3 separate regions of the Homo sapiens genome follow, and all the other regions are linked to region 1. Evidence: read pairs that join two places in POLR2A ChIA-PET (ENCODE). Cell type or tissue: HepG2. All regions are shown on one strand.

Region 1 (2,500 bases):
CACATGGGCCCTGTCTGGATGGGAGCCTGGCTGGTCAGTTTCAAGACTTCCTAGAGGCTCGACTACTCCAGCCCCTTCAGACTTTACCAGGGACCTCTTACCTTCACCCTTTGGACTCACAAACTCCTTGGAGTTTCAGCTGCTGTTCACAGACTGGCCTACTGAGCTTCCCATGACCATCTGCTGGCCATGTCGGGGTGCACCTGTGCTCAGGTCCCTCAACGCCCAGCTACCTCCCACTGCTCCATCCACATGGATGCTGGTCACACTGACCTCACAGCCGGTGCTGATTTTTGTTTGGAGGGTTGTAGAGATATACTGTCATAGTTTTGTTCTGAATGTTGTCTTGAGTTTATTTTTTTCTTTTGGTGGTTTTGTTTGTTTTGTTTTGTTTGTTTGTTTGTTTTTTGAGACGGAATCTTGCTCTGTCACCCAGGCTGGAGTGCAATGGCGCCATCTCAGCTCACTGCAACCTCTGCCTCCCGGGTTCAAGCGATTCTCCTGCCTCAGCCTCCCAAATAGCTGGGATTATAGGCGCGTGCCACCATGCTCGGCTAATTTATGTACTTTTAGTAGAGATGGGGTTTCACTATGTTGGCCAGGCTGGTCTCAAACTCCTGACCTCAGGTGATCCACACACCTTGGCCTTCCAAAGTGCTGTGATTACAGGCATGAGCCACTGTGCCTGGACTTTTTTTTTTTTTTTTTTTTTTTTTGAGACAGGATCTCACTGTGTCACCCAGGCTGGAGTACAGTGGTGCAGTCACAGCTCATTGCAGCCTAGACTTCCTGGGCTCGGGCAATCCTCTCACCTCAGCCTCCCAAGTAGCTAGGACCACAGGCATGAACCACCACGTCTGGCTTTTTTTTTTTTTTTTTTTTTTTTTTTTTATGTAGAGACAGCATCTTACTATGTTGCCCAGGCTGGTCTGGAACTCTTGGGCTCGAGCAATCCTCCCACCTCAGCCTCCCAAAGTGCTGGAATTACAGGTGTGAGCCACTGTGCCTGGCTAGTCTTAAGTTTTTTATTTTGCTGTCTGGTTTCTCCATTCATTTTTAGGAGAAGATGAAGGAAGGTTTTGAAACTACATTTTATTTCCACCATCATCCCAGACCTGAGTTTTTTTTTCTACTGAGGTAAAGTTTACATACAATAAGATGAAGTTCCTAAATATGTTGAGTGTTAAGTTCAACAGATTTTGACAATTGTATGCCCTGTGTGGCCACCATGTTAAACAGGATTTATTTAGAACGTTTCCATCAACCCAGAAAGTTCTCTTATGTCCCTTTTGTCAGTGTCGCCCCCTAGGGGCAAAGGCTTTCTGACTTCTATCTCTGCAGATGAATTTTGCCTGTTCTAGTGCTTCGTTTGAGTGGAACTGTGCCCTGTATATTCTTTTGTGTCTAGCTTCTTTCACTCAGCATAAGGTCTGTAAGATTAATTCATGTTGTTGCATTGTATGAATCTGTTTGTGTCACTATCAAGGAATACCTGAGACTGGGTAATTTATAAGGAAAAGAGGTATATTTTGGCTCATGGTTCTGCAAACTGTACAAGCATGGCACCAACATCTACTTAGCTTCTCATGAGGGCCTCAGGAGGCTTACAATCATGGCGGAAGGTGAAGGGGTAACAGGTGCGTCACATGGCAAGACAGCAAGAGAGAGAGTGGGGAGGTGCTAAGCTTTATTTATTTATTTATTTATTTATTTATTTATTTATTTATTTATTTATTGAGACGGAGTTCCACTCTGTTGCCCAGGCTGGCATGCAGTGGTGCGATCTCGGCTCACTGCAACCTCCGCCCCCTAGGGTTCAAGCGATTCTCCTGCCTCAGCCTCCCGAGTAGCTGGGATTACAGGCAGCCGCCACCAGGCCCAGCTGATTTTTTTATTTTTAGTAGAGACGGGGTTTCAGCATGTTGGCCAGGCTGGTCACAAGCTCGGCCTCCCAAAGTGCTGGGATTGCAGGTGTGAGCCACCACGCCTGGCCTGAGTTCACAAAATTTAAGGAGGCAGTGCTGTGACATTCACACTAGCGCAGGGTCGGGAAGGCTTCCTTTTGATTGGATCCAGCGGAAAGCGGCCCCTCAGAAGCATCTACCTGGCATTTCTATAACAACGCACGTTTCTGTTCACCGTTGTATCACTCTGGAAACCTACGTGCCACTTCCTTCTTGGTGCTGACACCCTTCTCTACACACACACTGGCAGCCATAGCTCAGGGTTTCAGTACCAAAGAGGCACCCTCAAGCTCCCTTGCAGACTAGTGGGCACCAAAGTTTGGGAAATAACTGTGGGAGAAAACCTTAAACTTTAGAAATTTTATTATGTAGTGATTTTTTTCTGCATATTGGGAGGAGATTGCCAGCATTCCTTTTCTGGGCGATCCCCTAGCCCCGTGGGATGATGTGAGGACACCTAGAGCAGGAGGAAGGACCCACTGTGGGAAAAGGGTGTGTGGACAGAGGCTGCGCAGAGGCGGGAGGGCCTCCAGAGG
Region 2 (2,500 bases), 510 kb before region 1:
GCAGTTTCTGGAAACCTTCCTTAAAAAACAGCTTTATCTCTTTGTCCTTTCCTCCCTCCTGCTGCCTGTAATGCGAATATGATGGCAGGAGCTCCAGATGCCTCCTTGGACCCTAAGAACAAGGATCTTGGCTGGGTGCAGTGGCTCATGCCTGTAATCCCAGCTCTTTGAGAGGCCAAGTTGGGCAGATCACCTGAGGTTGGGAGTTCAAGACCAGCCTGGCCAACATGGTGAAACCTTGTCTCCTAAAAATACAAAATTAGCTGGGTGTGGTGGCACACACCTGTAATCCCAGCTACTCGGGGAGCTGAGGCAGGAGTATCACTTGAACCCGGGAGGTGGAGGTTGCAGTGAGCCAAGATCACGCCATTGTACTCCACCCTGAGTAACGAGCAAAACTCCATCTCAAAAAAAAAAAAAAAAAAAAAGGAACAAGGGTCTTATTTTATCTTATGAAAGCTGGAACCGTGTGCTGGAAGAAGTCAGAATCTATCCTGGCACGGTGGCTCATGCCTGTAATCCCAGCACTTTGGGAGGCCGAGGCAGGTGGATCACTTGAGGTCAAGAGTTCGAGACCAACCTGACCATCATGGTGAAACCCCATCTCTAATAAAAGAACAAAAATTAGCTGGGCGTGGTGGCGGACACCTGTAATCCTAGCTACTCGGGAGGCTGAGGTAAGAGAATTGCTTGAACCCGGGAGGCAAAGGTTGCAGTGAGCCGAGATCGTGCCATTGCACTCCAGCCTAGGCAACGGAGCAAGATTCCGTCTCAAAAAAAAAAAGAATCCCTGAGGACTTAGCACCACCAGTGCTTAGAAACACCATATGAACCCAGGCTTGCCCGCCTTCAGACTTTTATGTGGGAGAGAAATGTATTTATATTTACTTATTTAAAGACAGGGTTTGCTCTGTCACCCAGGCTAGAGTACAGCAGCACAGTCATGGCTCACTGCAGCCTCAACCTTCCAGGCTCAAGCAATCCTCCCACCTCAGCCTCCCAAGTAGCTGGGACTACAGGTGCACACCAGCGTGCTTGGCTAATTTTTTTTTTTTTTTTTTTTTTTGTAGAGAAAAGGTCTCACTATGTTGCCCAGGATGGTGGGAGAGAAATTTCTACCTAGTTTGAGCCACTGTTATTTTGAGTCTCTGTCACATTCAAACATAATCCTAACTTCTATTGCCTCTCTATAACAAATCGGGGATGCTTTCCACACTTAAGTATAACTGTCTATTTCCTGTTATCTCCCCTGCTAGACTGGAAGCTCCTCAAGCCAGGGGCTCAGTTTCAGTGTTTGCCCAGTGCAAACACATTAGTAGTTGCCCAGTGAAACATTTGCTGAAAAAGGTGATTGCATAAAGGGTGACAGCAATGTTTTTGAAGCACTCACCTTGAGCACTCGTGTAATTTGCATGCATTTGCTGACTTAATCCTACAAGGAAACCAAGGCGGTAAAGAGGTTTGATGACTTGCCCCAGATCACTGGCTGTTGAGTGAGAGAATTGGGACTGGAACCCTGGTTGCCCTGGGTCCCCAGCCCATGTGTTCTCCACATCAGCCACTGCTGTCTGCCATGCTCCTGGGAGGACCTGAAAGGTCTCGTTCTGCATGTTCCTTTGCTGAGAACAGTAAGAAATAGCAAAGAAATTGCATGTATTACTTTTTTGTATTTCTCTCACTGCCAATTTTATTTTGTTCTCTCTCTCTCGCTTTCTCCCTCTCTTTCTCTCTCTTGTCTCCTGAAGTCTTCTAGTGCAAATTCACCCAGTGAAAAAACCTCTTCGGCCAAGCAGAACTCAGAAAAAAGCTTACGAATGCAGAATACTGCAAAAGGTATATTGACTACCAAAAAGGGAAATGTAGGCTTTTGGCTTAGTTATTGTCTCCAAAACCCTGGTTTCTTGGGTTCGTATGAACAGAATTTGCTGACCTACTTTATACTTGGGGTTCCAGCCTGGGCCTTGGCACCAAGTAATATTTTATGAAAGGATGTAGTTGTCTTTTCAGTTCAATAAGCATTGATTTTTTTTTTTTTTTTTTTTTTTGAGATGAAGTCTCACTCTGTCGCCCAGGCTGGAGTGCAGTGGCACAATCTCAGCTCACTGCAGCCTCCGCCTCCCAGGTTCAAGCGATTCTCCTGCCTCAACCTCCCAAGTAGCTGGGACTACAGGCGTGCGCTACCACGCCTGGCTAATTTTTGTATTTTTAGTAGAGACGCGGTTTCACCATGTTGGCCAGGCTGGTCTCGAACTCCTGACCTCATGATCCTCCCGCCTCGGCCTCTCAAAGTGCTGGGATGACAGGCGTGAGCCACCTCGCCCAGCCTAAGCACTGATTAAGTTCCACTTTTGTGGTGATGAGGTCAGCACAGTGCTGTTATCTGTGGGGAAGAGAGGTTACTGACACCAGAAGAAAATAAATTTAAGACATGATGACTGCTCCTGTCCCCCACCAGAAACCAGTAATTACTAAGGTTGGAACTAATTTGCACCCAGGTCTT
Region 3 (2,500 bases), 72 kb before region 1:
CTCCTGATTTCGTGATCCGCCCGCCTTAACCTCCCAAAGTGCTGGGATTACAGGCGTGAGCCACTGCGCCCAGCCCGTTTGTTTTTGTTTTTTGGTGGACATCAACTTTAATTTGCCCTTTGTTTTGTTTTGTTTTTGAGGCAGGGTCTTGCTCTGTCTCCCAGGCTGGAGTGCAGTAGTGCAATCTTGGCTCACTGCAGTCTCGACCTCAAGAGGATCAAGCAATCCTCTTGCCTTAGCCTCCCGAGTAGCTGGGACCACAGGCGCACACCACCATGCCCAGCTAATTTTATTTTATATTTTGTAGAGACAGGGTTTTGCCATGTTCCCCAGGCTGGTCTCAAATTCCTGGGCTCAAGCAATCCGTCTGCCTCAGCCTCCCAAAATGCTGGAATTACAGGCACGAGCCACTGTGCCCGGCCTTAATTTGCCCTTTGAACATGTACAATTCAGGGCCTCTCTGGGCCTCAGTTTCTTGATCTCTGAGATGGGAAGATGGGATAATAATACTTGTTCCTCCCGTCCTTCAGCTCCTCCAGGGGACCCTCACACCAGCACACTCTCTGTCAGTCTTCCCTCAATGAACCCAGCAGGCAAGCTTGGTTTTGACAGAGGATGGGTGAGCAGAGATAAGGAAAACGGCCAGAAATATCTGGCTTCCCTCAGCAGGGGCACCAAAATTGGTACCTGGAAATTGCCTGGCTTGGACAGGCAGAATTGTCACTGTCAACCCCCACCACCAAAGGTCTTGGGTCTTTGTCTTTCTGCTTGTGGTGTTTGAGAGAGCTGCTTGACACAGCCGAGGTGCGGTCTGTGTCAGGTGACCTGGGCATCCTGGGGGTGCAGGGAGAAGCCCAGGTAAGGAGGAGGAGGGGCCGGTCATCAGTGGGGAAAAGTGATTGTCTACCCCACGGGAAGGTCAAGGGTAGGACGCTGTGAGAAGCCAGGGGGAGAGATGAAGTGAGGCATGATGCGGGGGGCCCTCATCCACCATCCCCCTCTTGCAGCTGTGCTGGGAAGAGCCTAGGCTCCAGGGTCCAAGGTGGCAGGGACAGAAGGAAGCACGTGTGAGCACTTTCTCCCTGCTGGCCCGCCTTCCTGGTTGGCAATGCCGTGAGTGTTCCAGGATGTGGCCCCGTGGCTGTCATTTCCTTTCTTCCACCTAGTGATAACAATGGCCACTGTTTGTGTGCCCACAGTCGGCCTGTGTCCCAGACACCTTCCCTCCATTGCGTCATCTCGTCCTCCTGCCTACCCTGAAGGCTGGATGCCAGCCAAGCCTGTCGTTTCTGTGGCCATGCTGTCGTGGGTGTGTGGGGGGCATCCCCTAGCCCCAGGCTCTGGTGGGGGGTACACAGGCTGGGCCATTGACGAAGGGGTGTGTGGAATCTTTCTTTGATTTCACTGCACCCCTGGTGACTTTCTCCCTCAATCTGAGGCTCATGGGTGCTGGATGCTCTTGACTCTCTGCCCTTCCTGGGCGCACCCCTCCGCGTCCCTGTGGGCCCGTCCTCGGGGTAGCCTCTCTGCGCTCTTCCAGGCCAGGCCTGAGTCCCACAGGTCCCCATCTTCCCGGCTGCAGCCCCCAGAGGCTCAGCCTATACTGCTACTTCCTTTGAAAACTATAATCGCTTTACATAGCATCTGGAAAATAGGGAAAAGGAAAAAACAAAAGCCCATAAACCCAGCACCCTCATCTACTCAATGGCATGTTTTCTGTCAGTCTATCTTGGTTTGTTTTCTATCAGGCTTTGTTTTTTCTATGCATAATATTTACTCAGTTAAATTTTTGTTTTGACAAACTTTCTGTGAGCCAAGCTTGTGGACGGAGATGAAAAGACGAGCAGCTGCCTTTGAGAAACTCAGACTCTGGGCCAGCCCATCTGGGTGCCAGCTTTCACTGCTCCACCCACTAGCTGGGTGACCCTGGGCCCGTGACTTTACCCCTCTGTTCTTTGGTGTTCTCATATGTAAAATGAGGATAATAATAGTAACCAGTTCATAGAGTGGTTGTCAGACAGAATGATTAATGTACGTAAAGCTTTCAGGATGGTGCCAGCAAGATGCACAGGAGTGTTTGGTAGGAGGATGACGAAGCTTACCGTCTGGCAGGAGGGGCAGTTGTAACATGCTGGGCTGTGATAGTACAGATGTGTTTAAAGTGAGGGAGAGCCCAGAGCAAGGAGAGAGAACCTGGCATCTGGTGATGGTGTATCAAGAACATTTTAGGCCAGACACGGTGACTCACACCTGTAATCCCAGCACTTTGAGAGGCTGAGGCAGGCAGATCGCTTGAACCCGGGCGTTCGAGACCAGCCTGAGCAACGTGGTAAGACCCTGTCTTTATAATTTTTTTTTTTTTTTTTCTGAGACGGAGTCTTCACTCTGTCACCTAGGCTGGAGTGCGGTGGTGCTATCTTGGCTCACTGCAACCTCCACCTCCCGGGCTCAAGTGATTCTCCTGCCTCAGTCTCCCAAGTAGCTGGGATTATAGGTGCCC

Evidence for each region. ChIA-PET counts read pairs that join two places held together with the same protein. Peaks named below come from ENCODE experiments on the same cell type or tissue, not always from the same donor. Only the 100,000 strongest peaks of a DNase experiment are listed, where the experiment ranks them.
Region 2: POLR2A ChIA-PET joins it to region 1 with 5 read pairs; 2 of 35 experiments call an interaction of 5 or more read pairs at or near these places.
Region 3: POLR2A ChIA-PET joins it to region 1 with 8 read pairs; 12 of 35 experiments call an interaction of 5 or more read pairs at or near these places.

The regions. Positions count from the first base shown.
Region 1 is chr22:38,099,763-38,102,262 of GRCh38, reverse strand. The region is part of intron 4 of BAIAP2L2 (BAR/IMD domain containing adaptor protein 2 like 2); the gene reads left to right. Among named protein-coding and RNA genes, the nearest start is that of BAIAP2L2, 9.7 kb to the left of the region's middle. In HepG2, a CTCF peak has its summit at 1,297 (motif pointing left); a DNase peak (open chromatin) is centred at 1,302.
Region 2 is chr22:38,606,722-38,609,221 of GRCh38, reverse strand. It overlaps FAM227A (family with sequence similarity 227 member A), which reads left to right. Exons shown (of 17, transcript NM_001013647.2): 12 at 1,746-1,833. Among named protein-coding and RNA genes, the nearest start is that of DMC1, 38 kb to the right of the region's middle. In HepG2, no CTCF peak of the experiment used is centred here; a DNase peak (open chromatin) is centred at 1,321.
Region 3 is chr22:38,171,690-38,174,189 of GRCh38, reverse strand. The region is part of intron 1 of PLA2G6 (phospholipase A2 group VI); the gene reads left to right. Among named protein-coding and RNA genes, the nearest start is that of PLA2G6, 8.9 kb to the left of the region's middle. RefSeq lists a cis regulatory region at 8 and an enhancer at 1-80. In HepG2, no CTCF peak of the experiment used is centred here; a DNase peak (open chromatin) is centred at 1,189.